Regions from separate parts of the Homo sapiens genome. Here regions 2 and 3 are each linked to region 1. The links are chromatin contacts, found by Hi-C or POLR2A ChIA-PET in ENCODE. All regions are on one chromosome and are shown on one strand. Each heading gives the region's core, a stretch centred on a gene start or an enhancer-like site at or near the end of the contact. The rest is flanking DNA. Distances are from core to core; before and after follow the strand shown. Region 1 holds the start of WDR5 (WD repeat domain 5). Region 2 holds the start of PIERCE1 (piercer of microtubule wall 1). Region 3 holds the start of GTF3C5 (general transcription factor IIIC subunit 5).

What was found. Hi-C counts contacts between places; a loop is a spot of excess contacts on that map. ChIA-PET counts read pairs that join two places held with the same protein, here RNA polymerase II (POLR2A). Pooled maps may share reads with other maps.
Region 2: a loop to region 1 is called in a map of psoas muscle, with 6 times the contacts of the local background. The contact joins the promoter of PIERCE1 here to the promoter of WDR5 in region 1. A Hi-C loop is called at or near these places in 2 of 168 maps with a recorded cell type or tissue (CD4-positive, alpha-beta T cell and psoas muscle), 4 of 37 single-sample maps with no recorded cell type and 13 of 50 pooled maps. POLR2A ChIA-PET finds 5 or more read pairs at or near these places in 2 of 52 experiments (Caco-2 and MCF 10A).
Region 3: a loop to region 1 is called in a pooled map, with 7 times the contacts of the local background. The contact joins the promoter of GTF3C5 here to the promoter of WDR5 in region 1. A Hi-C loop is called at or near these places in 7 of 50 pooled maps. POLR2A ChIA-PET finds 5 or more read pairs at or near these places in 2 of 52 experiments (CD4-positive, alpha-beta T cell and Caco-2).

What each region holds. Positions count from the first base shown.
Region 1 is chr9:134,133,577-134,138,155 of GRCh38, forward strand. It overlaps WDR5 (WD repeat domain 5), which reads left to right and starts at 2,506. Exons shown (of 14, transcript NM_017588.3): 1 at 2,506-2,624. WDR5-DT (WDR5 divergent transcript) reads right to left here and starts at 2,406. Exons shown (of 2, transcript NR_186420.1): 1 at 1,610-2,406. RefSeq lists enhancers at 1,547-1,656, 2,563-3,487 and silencers at 1,847-2,016, 2,457-2,636.
Region 2 is chr9:135,496,540-135,501,118 of GRCh38, forward strand. It overlaps PIERCE1 (piercer of microtubule wall 1), which reads right to left and starts at 3,330. Exons shown (of 3, transcript NM_001048265.2): 1 at 3,170-3,330; 2 at 2,046-2,124. The coding sequence starts at 3,312. It overlaps MRPS2 (mitochondrial ribosomal protein S2), which reads left to right and starts at 4,143. Exons shown (of 4, transcript NM_016034.5): 1 at 4,143-4,214; 2 at 4,459-4,579. The coding sequence starts at 4,172. RefSeq lists silencers at 3,433-3,602, 3,873-4,042, 4,253-4,412 and an enhancer at 4,368-4,579.
Region 3 is chr9:133,028,731-133,033,309 of GRCh38, forward strand. GTF3C5 (general transcription factor IIIC subunit 5) reads left to right here and starts at 2,267. Exons shown (of 11, transcript NM_012087.4): 1 at 2,267-2,434. The coding sequence starts at 2,282. It overlaps LOC105376306 (a long non-coding RNA gene), which reads right to left and starts at 1,692. Exons shown (of 2, transcript NR_135119.1): 1 at 1,420-1,692. RefSeq lists enhancers at 1,448-1,697, 1,932-2,583, 2,028-2,287.

The DNA.
Region 1 (4,579 bases), core at 1,256-3,755:
CCAACATGGTGAAACCCCATCTCTACTGAAAATACAAAATTAGCTGGGCGTGGTGGCGCATGCCTGTAATCCCAGCTACTCGGGAGGCTGAGGCAGGAGACTTGCTTGAACTCGGGAGGCCAAGGTTGTGGTGATCACCCCATTGCACTCCAGCCTGGGCAACAAGAGCAAACTCCGTCTCAAAAAAAAAAAAAAAAAAAAAAAAGAGAAAATCCTCTAACCCCATTCAGCAATTTTTGCAATCCACCCCTGCCTGCAGTCATAGCTAAAATTCTGAAACCATATAACGCCAGCAAGGAAGAGAATTTAACAAAGGCAAGTAATTTGCTTTACTAAGTTTTAAATCCTCTTATATCCTACCAAACAGTTGTCAGCCTCAGGAAAAAATATGGCAGGTGAAAATAGAAGAGAAAATAAGAATCACAGAAGAGGAACAAACACGATGGAGATTTTCAGAACATTAACTAGGCTTTGGCCACCAGCAGTGACTTAGTAAATGGAACTGTTTCTCTGAACATCTTTTTTATTTTTTTGAGACGGAGTTTTGCTCTTGTTGCCCAGGCTGGAGTGCAATGGTGCGATCTCGGCTCACTGCAACCTCTTTCCTGGGTTCCAGCGATTCTCCTTGCCTCAGCCTCAGCCTCAGGTGATCCCGACCTCAGGTGATCCACTCGCCTCAGCCTCCCAAAGTGCTGGGATTACAGGCGTGAGCCGCCGCGCCCGGCCGGATTTTCTCATTTTTACTAGAAGGTTCTATCTCCTGGGGGTGGGGTGAGGTGGTGAGACCAATTCACCTGGAAGTGGAAGCTGGGAACTTGGTTTGAGTTCTGAGGGTTCTGGGGTCTCGCCCCTTATCTTGCTTTGCCTGGAGGGCTGAAGGGCTGGAAATATTTTTGTTTTGGGGCTGGAACCAGGACTGCAGTTTGGGAGCCGGTGCTAGGTTGGAAGAGGAGGCGGGGTCTGGTAAGCACTTTAGCCGAATTGAGCAGTGGGAATTAGGGAATTGAGGGCAGTGGGAAGCTGGTTCTGAGTTTTAAACTGGGGAGTGACAGATCAGAGCTGGATTTTTAGGAGTTTCTCTGTTTGGAGGTTTAGAAAAGACCCAGGTGGGAGGTAGGGCTGGGGTGGGGAGGGAGAGAAGTGGACGATCTGAGAGCTGAGGTGGGGTGGAAGGAGAGCAGCGTGTCACGGGCTCGGGATTCCGGCCCAGGCGGCCAGGTGGACGGAGATAAAGATGCGCTTCTTCATCCGAACTGGGTTTGCTAACCTGTGACTGTCACCACTCCATGCTCCAGGGCACCTGGCCCAAGGGATCCGGCCTCTTGGGCACACAAATCCATATGGAGCCCTGAAGGACCAGACAGGGACCTTGCCTTCTCTGTGTCCTTCCTGGGAAGGGGACTCCAGACCAACTGCCAGTCTTCCGGTTCCACCTCTCTGACAACCGCTCACCTCACCCTCCTTGGCATTTTTATTTCAAATGCTCTATCCCTTTGTTTGCATGGGTTCCTGTGTCATATTCTGTGTTCCCATTTTTAATTGGAGAATAAGGGACTGTATGTTATTCTACCCACAGGCCTAGCTGAGGGGATAGGGAGGCCATGCCTACCTCCAAGGCTCTAAGAAGTGAAGCAGGCGGCGAGAATGTGCAGTCGTTGAGGCCAGAGGACCGGGCCTCAGCTTCTCCTTAAGCCCCTGAGTCCTCCTCTGGGGACCACCCCCTTGTACCTGGAGGTGAAAATGCCCGCCCAGGAGGGAAGGGCTGGCCCCGGGAGAGCCCGCTGCGAAGTGAGTTTGCGCACTGCGGAGCGGGCGCGGGTGACTCCAGAGCGGCCCTGCCAGTCCGCGGGGCTGGCGGGGAGCAGGTTCGTGCACCGCGGGCTCTGTGCATGCAGAGGCGGGAAGAGCCCCCAGCCCGGCAGCCGGCCCCGCGGGAAGGCGCAGCCCGGGCTTCCGAACCCTGTGAACGCGCAGGTTCCTGGTCTTCCAGATGGGCAGGAATCGTCCTGCCCGCCCGGGGTGGGAGGCCACATGGGGGCACTGCGCCCGGGCGCGGCCCCAGGTGCTTTCCAAATGCCCACTGCCGCTCTCATCCGTACCAGCGATGATCAAGAAGGGGCCTGGTCGCCCGGGGAGGTGCCCCGGCCCGAATCGACTCCGGAGACAACGCCGGGCGACGCCACCTGCGCAGGTCCCGGAGGGCCGCTGGTGTCTGTGTACAGGGCGTGCTGTCTGTGGAAACGCGAGGGCACACTAGCACTTTCCTGTATGTATTATTATACTTCAGTTTTTAGGAAGTGCATTAGAAGGGCCTGCACCAGTCAAATTCGGGGATTAAAGCTTTTAAGCGGGAAGCGCGCGCCCCGTGCTGTCCCTTTAAAGCGTTGGGCCGGCCCGAGGCATTCTGGCCGCTGTCGCTGCCCGTAGCGCTCCTCCGAGAGGCCGGCTTTGTGAGCTCGCCCCGCCCCCCGGACACCGCCCCCTCCCCTCGCGCACGCGCACTGCGCCCCCGCCGCCTGGCGCCCGCCCGAGCTGCCGCCTTGTCGAGCTGAGTCCGCGCTCCCGCCCAGGCGGCGGCCGACGCGACGCCCCGAGCGCCCGGCCCCGCCGCCGCGGCCCGGCAGGTAAGCGGGCAGCCGCCCGGCCCGGGGAACACAAGGCGGGCAGCGGGGCGGCGCCAGAAGCTTCCAAACCGCACCCGGCCGCCGCACGTGTTCCCCGCCGGGCCTCGGGCCAGGCCCAGCCCCGGGCGCTGCTCCCGCTGCAGCGGCCCCGCCCGGGACCCCCGCCCCGGCCCCTCGGTGGACGGCCGCGCGCGCAGTTCCCTCCACCCGGTCCGCCCCCACTCGCGCCCCCACCTCCGCCTCCCCGGCGGACCGCTGACAAGGCCAGAGCGCCGGCACTGGGTCCTCTTTCCCGCAGGCAGCGTGCCCGGCCTCACATCGCCCCTCTCCCTCCACTGCCCCTTCAGGGAAGGACCCCAGACCCACCAAGCCACTCAGTCCCTGGACGAGGTGCGCTTCCCCTCCTCGTAGAAACGCCCCCAGCCCGCTCCCGCCGCTCACCCCAACCCGAGGCAGCCAGGCTGCAGCTCGCTAGGTGGGGTCCTGGGGTGCGGGTCCTCGGTCCTGAACGGTAGGCCCACCGTGCCTCCTCGCGCGGGGCCGCAGACCTGTCCTGGCCGGTCTGCGAGAGCCATTTTGAGCGGTTACGTTCCCGGACCAAACAGAGGTCGGCCTGTTACATCGCTAACGACACTCCCTGCTGTCTCGCTTGCAAGTTTCCACTCACCCCGGTCCGTTTACCCATCTCCTCAAATGCTAGTTTAATCTGTGACCTGGGCAGGTGCTGTCCTAGCCGGTGGGGAAGACAGGAAAGCGAAGGACCCAGGCGGGGAGCCTGTCCAGGATCTCAGATAGGGAGAGCCAGGTCCCCACCTCTGTTGGGCCGGCCACCCGGCTGGTGTTTAAGATGCAGATTAATTCCTGTCTTTGCACACAGTATGCTTTTCTGACTGCATGTCACAGGCAGATTCCTGGGCTCCACCTCAGGGACTGAGGGACTCAGGAATCGGCCTGTGGCATGCAGTCCAGGAGGGCACACTGAGGTTTGGTTGCTCGGCTTCAGGTGGTCAGGCTTACCTGGATGAAAAGCAGTGGCTGCTAGGAGGAGCCAGGCAGCATCTGGTCTAGGGGCCGCCAATTCATCACCGTTCCCGTAACCTTGGCCCCCGCTTTCCTCAAGATCAAGTCTCCAACCTTCCTGTTCTCTCAAAAGGATTGTTCCACAGAGACACCTGAGTGTTCATGAAAATGCCAAGCCTTGGCCCGGCGCGGTGGCTCACGCCTGTAATCCTAGCACTTTGGGAGGCTGAGGCGGGCGGATTGCCTGAGGTCAGGAGTTCGAGACTAGCCTGGGCAACATGGCGAAACTCCGTCTCTACTAAAAATACAAAAGATTGGCCGGGCGTAGTGGTACGCGCCTGTAATCCCGGCTAAACTGGAGGCTGAGGCGCAAGAATTACTTGAACCCGGAAGGTGGAGGTTGTAGTGAGCCCAGATCGTGCACCTGGACTCTTTGGACTGTGTCTCAAAAAAAAAACAAAAACAAAAAAAAAACACGCCAAGCCTAGACCCCACCGACGTAGAAACTTGGTGGGTGTGTTGGGTCAAGAAATTGCATTCCCCGCCACCCCCCGACGGAGTTTCACTGTTTGGCCCAGGCTGGAGTGCAGTGGCGCAATCTTGGTTCTGCCTTCTGGTTTCAAGTGATTCTCCTGCCTCAGCCTCCCGAGTAGCTGGGATTACAGGGACCGACCACCACACCCGGCTAATTTCTGTATTTTTAGTAGGGAGGGGGTTTCTCCATGCTGGTCAGGCTGGTCTTGAACTTCCTGACCTCGTGATCTGCCCACCTCAGCCTCCCAAAGTGCTGAGATTACAGGCGTCAGCCACTGTGCCCAGCCATCATATTCTTAAAAGTCAAGTTAAGGTTGTTTTGTTTGTTTCTTTTACATGTTCATGTTTTTTGAGCCCAAAGGTTGGGGCAGGTTGGGCTTGAGCTGGGAGGGGCTGGACAC
Region 2 (4,579 bases), core at 2,080-4,579, 1.4 Mb after region 1:
TTTTCTTTGTTTTTGAGAAGTTTTAGATCTATAGAAAAATTGAACAGAAAGTACGGAGAGTTCCCAAATTACCTCCCTCAGCAAACACAGTTCCCCCTGTCCTTAGCATGTCGCACTTGTGTAGCACACTTTTTACGGTGGAGCCAGTGTTGATACTTTATTAGTAACTAAAGTCTACATTCTATGGGTGGGACAAATGTATCATCACAGGGATCCGCCCATGCAGTATCATGGAGAGGAATTCCCTTCAGTGCATTTTTTTTTTTTTTTTTTTGAGATGGAGTTTTTGCTCTAGTCACCCACGCCGGCGTGCAATGGCGCCATCTCAGCTCACTGCAACCTTCGCCTCTGGGTTCAAGCAATTCTCCTGCCTCAGCCTCCCAAGCAGCTGGGATTACAGGCGCCCACCACTATGCCCGGCTACTTTTTGTATTTTTAGTAGAGACGGGGTTTCGCCATGTTGGCCAGGCTGGTCTCAAACTCCTGACCTCAGGTGATCCACCCGCCTCGGCCTCCCAAAGTGCTGGGATTACAGGCGTGAGCCACCACGCCCAGCCTTTCAGTGCACTTTTTAATGCAAAGCATTTATCTTCTATTCCCACATGGGAGGTAAACAGCTTCTCCGGCATCCACCCTTGGTCACGAAACTGGAAAAGAGACTCCAGACGGAGCAGGTGGATAAGAAGGAGGAGAACCTCCTTGGAAACTTGTCAGTAGTACCTCATGCCTCCTACCCCACTGCCTGCTCCCATCAGTGACCTGAAGGCTCCTACCATTTACAATAGGAACATTTTTTCATGGCCTTTTATAAAACCTAAAACATCTGGACCCATGTTAGTGAGTGTGCTGGGTTTTTTTTTCTTTTTTTTTTGGTTTTTGTTTGTTTGCTTGTTTGTTTTGGTAACAGGGTCTGGCTCTCACCCAGGGTGGAATGCAATGGCATGATCAAGGCTGACTGCAGCCTCAACCTCCTGGGCTCAAGCAATCCTCCACCCTCAGCCTCCTGAATAGCTGGGACTACAGGTGCATGCCACCACACCCAGCTAATTATTTTATTTTATTTTTACAGGGATGGGGGTCTCATTACGTTGCCCAGGCTGGTCTTGATCTCTGAGCCTCAAGTGATCCTCTCACCTCAGCCTCCCAAAGTGCTGGGATTACAGGCGTGAGCCACCGCATCCAGCTGTGTCTGGTCTTTTTCATAGAAATACCTGATCCCCAGGGAAAACTCAGGGTCGTCTGATTACGGGAGAGTGATTCTCAAATGCTCCAGCATTTTTAGATAAGTAATCTTCTCACAAGGGCTCAGTCACTCACGCCACACAACTAAATAAGCACTCACCAGACCTTTTCAGTGATGAATGCTTTGACAACGAAAATACGTCCACAACATTCTCACCCCAGAATGGCTGGCCCAGTGTCCCAGGTGTGCAGGAGACACCGCACTAGTCCCTCTGTCCATTCACCTGGACCTTCATGGGGTTTGGTGTGGGGAGGTTCTAGGAGGGCCATCCTGGAGCCTAAGGTCAAGCTCAAAAAGGGTTTGGCTTCCCCAATGGCCCACAGACTCCTGTGCCCACCAATACAACTTGCCCACCCACAAGCTGTGCCGTCAGCCAGTACTGCCTCTTCAGGTTACACGTTAACATCTCATAAAGTACAATTCCAAAAAAAAAGTAGCCCTTCATTTATTTGCCTCAGAACTGAGCACCGTAAGTTGCAGGAGATGGTTGCGTGTGTGTGTGTGAGACTGCTGTGCGTGTGGTTGGGTGTATGGGGGCAGGGTGATGTCAGCAAGTCTATATCCTCCTCTTTTAAAACACTCCACTCCCAAATTCATTCACTCATTTAGTTCCATCCTACCCTCTCCCAAAGCGATTTTGGGAACCTCCCTCCTCCCCATTTGTGATGCTGGAACTTTGGCCTCCTCCCTGGGTGCACCCCTCCCCGTCTCATTGTTGACCTGTTGAGAACCCCAGGTTTTTAGCCTCTTCTTGAGGCCACCCACCCCCTGCCCCCCATGCCCGGTCTTGCATCCCACTTACAGGCATCTCGTGCACGGTGGGGGCTCTGCTCCCGTAAGCCTGGTTACTGGTCCTGTACACGGAGACAGCCTTCTGGGTCCTGGTAGATGAGAAACACTCTATTTTCATTCATTTACTCTAATTCTGCACAAGCCACAGCCTTGTATTTGGTTGACGGCACTCCCCTGGAAATGCCCCCATGGAAAGAGCAATATGCCCGGGCTGGTGATGTGGCCTCGAAGGCAGCCTCTGGGAGTACCTGGCTGATGACCGTTCTGAATGGCCCGGCCTCCCCGGCCCCCTCTGCTTGCCACTGTCCCTGCTCTTCCAAGGCAGGCCAAAGCCCTAAAGAGCAGGCAGCCAGCAAGTGCTGATCCCCAGCCCTGGCAGGGCCTCGGCACATGCTGCAATTTCTGGGTAACCTAGCTTGTCAGGAGCGGAGGCTTGGCCTCCAGACCCTGCCACCCAGAGGGTCCCTCTGCCTCTGAGCCCCCACCCTCACTGAGGCTATGCTTCTACTGGTACCACTGCCCCTACCTGTCAGTAGGACAGGCTACTGAGAGGCTGCAGGCCCACGACATAGCTTTACTTTATACTCCTAGATCTTGGCCAAGTTGTTCCTTCTACATCCCAGTCATCTCAATGCGAGAATGAGGATACTAACAGACCCTGCCCTAGAGGACTGTTGAGGGACCAAATGTGTGATGAGCACGGCAAGATGTTTGCACCTGCCTACAGGAATTGAGTTTCTTACTACTTCTTAGCCTGCAATGCCCTGTGGCAGCTCAGAGCTGGCTGAGTCTACAGCAAGACAGTGGAGGTGCTGCTGTGCTCACGCCCCGCAGCGGAGTTTCAGGGTAGAGAGGAGAGGAGACTCACCCGACACAAATCAGTGGAGCTGAGACCACAACTGGGCTTTCTCCCCCCACGGCCCTGCCCCCCACTGCCCTTATCCCCACTTCCTTGTATGAGGCTCTAGGGAGCACGGTCGCCGCTCACTGGCGGGCGATGACAGCGCGGGCCCCGGATGACCACTCGATCTTCTTGATTTCTGTAGCTAGGACCTTGGGGGTCTTGCGGGGTCTCTCACACACGGGGCTATCGAGCAGTGGACGCCAGGACCAGGCGGGCCCCAGCTTCCTCACCTGTAGCCCCGGAACCACCCCGGGTTGTTGAACCTGCCCGGCAGGTCCGCGCTCACGCGGTAGTAGTCGCTGGTCCTCTCCGGCGGGGCCGTGGCCTTGGGCGCCACAGGCTCCGCGCACGCTCTGGGGCATTCCTCAGCCATTGTGCCTGGAGGAGAAGCGGGACTCGGCGGCGTCCTGTTGCCAAGCGACGGCCAGGTCACGTGACTGGGGAGCGAGCGGAGGGGCCTTAAAGGCGCCGCGCGTGGGCCGGGTTCCTCTGCGGGTGGGTCCGGAACCTGCCGGGCGACTCCCCAAGGGCCGGGAAGGTCGGGACGGCGAGAGATTCCCTGCTGGGACCGTCGTGTGAGGCAGCCCCAGGCCCCCAGCCACCCGCGGGGGGACCGGGCCACCCCAGCATCAGGGCGTGGACTCCCGGGCGAAAGAAACCCCAGGGCCTGGGACCCCGCCAGCCGGGTGACGGGGTTTAAGCACTGCAGGTCCACTCGGCAGGCAACGATTGGACTTTTGCTGTCCAATGTACTCCAGGGATGCTATGCCCCCCAGCACCCCGAGTCTAAATTGAGACCCGAGATCTGGCTAACTTTATGAAATTCTCCTAAGCCAAATATCGTTTAAATATTACAAACAGTTTTGGAGAGCGAGAGGTTGCGCAGGACGTGGTTCACAGCTCACTTGGCGGGAGGCGAGGGTCCCCATCGCCCAGCGGGCTTCCCCAAGGGTCAGGGGCCTCCCGGGCTGGCCGGTCCCATTAGCAGGGCGGGGCGAGCTGCAGGGCGAGGACCGTGGCTCCACTCCCCGCCCGAGACTCTCAAGCCCAGGACCCCGGGCCCTGACCCCTCGCGTGCCCCGCCCCCGCAGGGAGGTCCCAGCCGCCTGGGGACAGCGCTGTGGCTCCTCCGGGCCTGTAGGCGGCACTGCGGCCCCGCGCGGATGGCGACGGAAGGGGAGGCCGCTCGGCCTGGCCTGGAGGGAGACCTCGCTCTGCCCCGCGTCCCAGCCATGGCGACATCCTCGGCCGCGCTGCCCCGAATACTCGGCGCGGGTGAGCGCGCGCTTGCGGGACCCTGGGGAGGAGCATGCGAGGAGGATGCGGAGGGGCGCGGGGACCCGATGGAGCGGCGGGGACGTGGAGGGGACCCGGGGCGAGCGCGGAGGGGACTCGGGGAGGGCGCGGGGACGCGGAGGGGACCCGTTAGGGACGCGGAGGGGCCCGTTGGGGATGCGGTGGGGAGCGGGCGTGGTGCATTCGGGACTCGGCGCCAGGACCTCTATCTACTTCCCCCCAGGTGCCCGGGCCCCGTCGCGCTGGTTGGGCTTTCTCGGGAAGGCGACCCCCCGGCCTGCTCGGCCGAGCCGCAGGACGCTTGGAAGCGCGACGGCCCTTATGATCCGCGAGTCGGAGGACAG
Region 3 (4,579 bases), core at 1,017-3,516, 1.1 Mb before region 1:
GTGGGCAGATCATGATGTCAGGAGATCGAGACCATCCTGGCCAACATGGTGAAACCCCATCTCTACTAAAAATACAAAAATTAGCTGGGCGTGGTGGCGCATGCCTATAATCCCAGCTACCCGGGAGTTTGAGGCAGGAGAATCGCTTATACCAGGGAGTCGGAGGTTGCAGTGAGCCGAGATTGTGCTACTGCATTCCAGCCTGGTGACAGAGTGAGGCTCTGTCTCAAAACAAACAAACAACAAAAAGAAATGACTTTAGGCAACATAGTGAGACCCCGTCGCCACACACACACAAATACAAAATTAGTCGGGTATGGTGGTGCACGCCTGTAGTCCCAACTACTCAGGAGGCTGAGGCAGGAGGATCACTTGAGCCCAGGAGTTCGGGGCTGCAGTGAGCCATGATCACACCACTACACTCCAGCCTGGGTGACAGAGGGAGATCGTGTCTTTCAAAAAAAAAAATCACTTCAGAAACGGGGTACCCATACCCAAGGGGTCACTTGCTCTTACTAATTTCTAGCTGTAATGCAAGTGGCATGATCATAGCTCACTGCAGCCTCCAACTCCAGGGCTCAAAGGATCCTCCTGCCTCAGCCTTTTGAGTAGTTGGGACTACTGTGGCATGCACCACCATGGCCGGCTAATTTTGTATTTTTTGGTAGAAATGGGGTCTTCCCCTGTTGCCCAGGCTGGCCTCCAACTGCTGGGCTCAACTGATCCTCCCGCCTCAGCCTCCCAAAGTGCTGGGATTACAGGCGTGAGCCACTGTGCTGGGCCATGATTCTCATCTCCCAATATTCTCAAACCCAGTCCCTTCATCTCTTGACTGGATTATGCAGTCTCGGAGCTGGTTTATCTGAACTCACTTTCTCCCCCTTTGATCTGTTCTCCACACAACAGCCAGAGAGGTCTTTCAAATGCATGAATGGGATCACTGCTCCGCATAAAACCCTTCAAGGGGCCAGGCGCGGTGGCTCACGCCTGTAATCCCAGGACTTGGGGAGGCCGAAGCAGGCGGATCATTTGAGGTCAAGAGTTCAAGACCAGCCTGGCCAACATGGTGAAACCTCGTCTCTACTAAAAATACAAAAATTAACCGGGCATGGTGGCAGGCGCCTGTAATCCCAGCTATTCGGGAGGCTGAGGCACGAGAATAGCTTGAACCCGAGGCGGAGGTTGCAGTGAGCCGAGAAAGCGCCACTGCATTCTAGCCTGGGCGACACAGCGAGATTCCTTCTCAAAAAAAGAAACCTTCAGGGGCTCTCCACGGCACTGGGAAGCAGCCAGCCCGACGGGTGGACCCTTTTCGTGGGTGCGGGTCTCTGACCTCGGTCGGCCTCGGACCTCATCTCCTCCCTGTTTGAGGGGCCACACTCCTCGCTCCGGGGCTTTGCAGCAGCCCTGGGCGCCTACCGGACAGACGCCGTTCTCCCCGCCTGGGTCTTGAGTAGGGCCCAGCACACAGTAGGCGCTTAATGTCTGCCTGCCTAACAGACGAACGCCGGATGCCCGCGTTCGGCCCCGAGCCGGCGCTTCGGGGCTTTCTGTGGAGGCGGGGCGATGGTTACAGCACAGTTCCCCCGCGCTCGCCTTTTCCACATCCACCTCCGCGAGGCCCCCCGCAAGCGCCGTTGGAAACCTAGTCCCGAGGGGGCTGCAAGAGCTTGGGAGAAGAAGCGCCAACACCGACAGAATACCAGGCCGACCCAATGCGGAAATCAATTCTCAGCCGGGACCTTTTCCCCACCAAGCAGGCGGGCCGGAAGTCTGCCTCTGGCCCGCCCCCGAGGTGTCATTGGGTGGAATACCCAGAAGAGGGCTGGGACGTGGTTAACTCTAGTTCTTTATTGGTTAAAACGTACGAAGCTGGAGGAGAAGGTGGGACCTAGCTTCCTCCGGACTTCTCATTGGCTCAAAAAAAAACTCGCTCGGCCCTCGGATTCTCATTGGCTGAAGTCGAGGGAGGTTTGTGTCTTATTATCCTCCGGGTCCCTCGCTGGCTAGTAGGAGAGACTGGTGCTTGCCCCGCCCGGTGGACTAACTCGCTTAATTTTAAATAAAAAGTCGAGGACACGGCGGTCGTTTTCCCGAAGACATGGGCCCTCCCATGGGCCATTTGCTCCCTGGAGGCCCTCGCGTCTTGCTGAGCCCGGGGAGTTAGGATGACGCGAGCGGTGAGGGAGCCCGGAACGATTCCTTCGCGGAACAATTGAGGCGAGGCCTTTGGGAGTACTTTGTGGGACGGACCCTGGCGGGCCCTGCCAGACGCACAGGGATGGCGGCGGAGGCGGCCGATTTGGGGCTGGGGGCCGCCGTCCCCGTGGAGCTGAGGCGGGAGCGACGCATGGTGTGCGTGGAGTACCCGGGAGTGGTGCGTGATGTGGCTAAGATGCTGCCGACTCTGGGCGGCGAGGAAGGCGTCTCCCGGGTAAGGGGCTGGGAATCTCGGTGTTGGAATAAGAGCTCGGAGTCGCAAAGAAAACGAGCACTCAAAGGATTTCTCAGCAAGGGAAATTTAGCAAATTTACTTACGCAGAAGGGTGCTGCTCGCTCTTCTGGCCGCTGCAAGAGAGCCAACAGAACAAAGAAGGGAAGGATTTTTGTTTTTGTTTTTGTTTTTTTGTTGGTTTTTCAGGCGGAGTTTCGCTCTTGTTTCCCAGGCTGGTGTGCGGTGGTGCGATTTTGGCTCACTGCAACCTCCGCCTCCAGGGTTCAAGCGATTCTCCTGCCTCAGCCTCCAGAGTAGCTGGGATTACAGGCGCATGCCACCACGCCCGGCTAAATTTGTATTTTTTAGTAGAGAGGGGGTTTCACCATGTTGGTCAGGCTTGTTGGAAATAAATTTTGGGTGCCGCAAAGAAGAATCAGCACTCTGGCAAACAGTTTTCTCAGCAAGGCAAATTTCCTTCTATAGAAGGGTGCATCTTGCGGATGGAGCAATGGCGAGAGCACACCGACAAGGAAGGGGAAGGGGTTCCTATCTCTTACACAGCTAGTCTCTACTGCTGTGTCTTTCCCATATTGGCTAGGGTTGGACCGCACAGTCTAAGCTAATTCCGATTGGTTATTTCAAAGAGGGCAGGGGCACAGGCCTGAGTGGCGGGGTGAGTAGTTTTGGTGGGAAGGATGGTTACAGAGCAGGTGACTCAGGATGACTAAGGACAGAGCAGGTGATAGAAGCTAGGAAGGGGTTGTTTACTGAAACTAGGGGCAAGGAGGCGTAAAGAACGAGGGGTTAAACTTTAAAATGGAGAACAAAGAACAGGGAAGCTGAACATACTGACATATTGGTTCTTTGAAATGGAACTCATAACTCATTGTATTTATTAATTTTCCCCCTCTTGAATTTAAAGGAAGGTAAAAGGCTAAAATCTTTGAAGTGGAATTTACTGTGTCCTATAGGCTGGTCTTGAACTCCTGAGCTCAGGTGATCCACCCGTCTTGGCCTCCCAAAGTGCTGGGATTATAGGCGTGAGCCACCGTGCCCAGCCTGGAATGGGTTTTTATCCCTAAGGCAGTCAGTCCCTGTTTTTGTGTCCTGTCCCTGCTGGTTGGAGTTGGACCACACAATCTAAGCTAATCTCAATTGGCTATTTTAAATAGAACAGGGGTGTGGGTTACAGTGACGGGACGAGCGATTTCGGTGGGAAGACTAGTTTCGGCGGGAAGGGCAGTTAAACAGAGCGGGTAACTAAGGGCAAGGAGGCACAAAGAACAAGGAAGTTAGACTTTGAAGATGGAGAACAAAGAACAAGGGAGTTGAACAAGCTGAACCTTTGAAGAAGAATTCACTGTATAGAACAGTTTCCCCCTCTTGATTTTCATACTTCTTTCTCTTCAAACCTTTTTAGCATGTCTCGACTTTGCTGTTCTTGGTTTTCTAAAAGTAGAAGTTTGTCTGAATAAGGCGGGGGGAAATTGGAGGTTAGTGAGAGCTGTCTCCGTAAGTCTTTGTATTAACCCTCAGGCACAGGGTATGATACAACATCCTACGAGAATAAACACGTTTATTACAATGGCAAGGGACATAAGGATCGAGGACATAAGTCCTTTCCACCTGCCGAACAATCTTCCCGTTAGATCAGTGAAGAGATCGTTTATCCCAGAATTTTAAGCTAGCTCATTGGATAAAGCAGTAAGACCTTGCAGTGCCTTTGTTATGGTTCCGTCAGGAACAGTATTATTTGGGATAAAAGTACAACATTGGGTTCCAAGCATGACACAAACGCCACCCCTCTCTGCTAGTATCATTTCTAATGCTATTCTATTTTCCCAAGCCATTTGACTGGTGGGTCCTAGTTGTTCAGCTGTTCCTTTGATAGCATTCCTAGTATAATTAACAAATTGTTGCTGGTTGTAATAGATGTAACTTATCCAATCTACATTTTTATTTATAGTTAACCACCAGAAAAACATAGACTCAAATCCCGCAGCTATTTGATTACAAGCCTTAAATTCATCAGGTACCCCTCGGGGAACTCCAGTGGCATCTGTATAAACACGAGGGTCAAAGGAACCACGGGGGGCATCTCTTACTCTACGGTGTCTTGTTTTTACTTCTTCTGGTTGATGA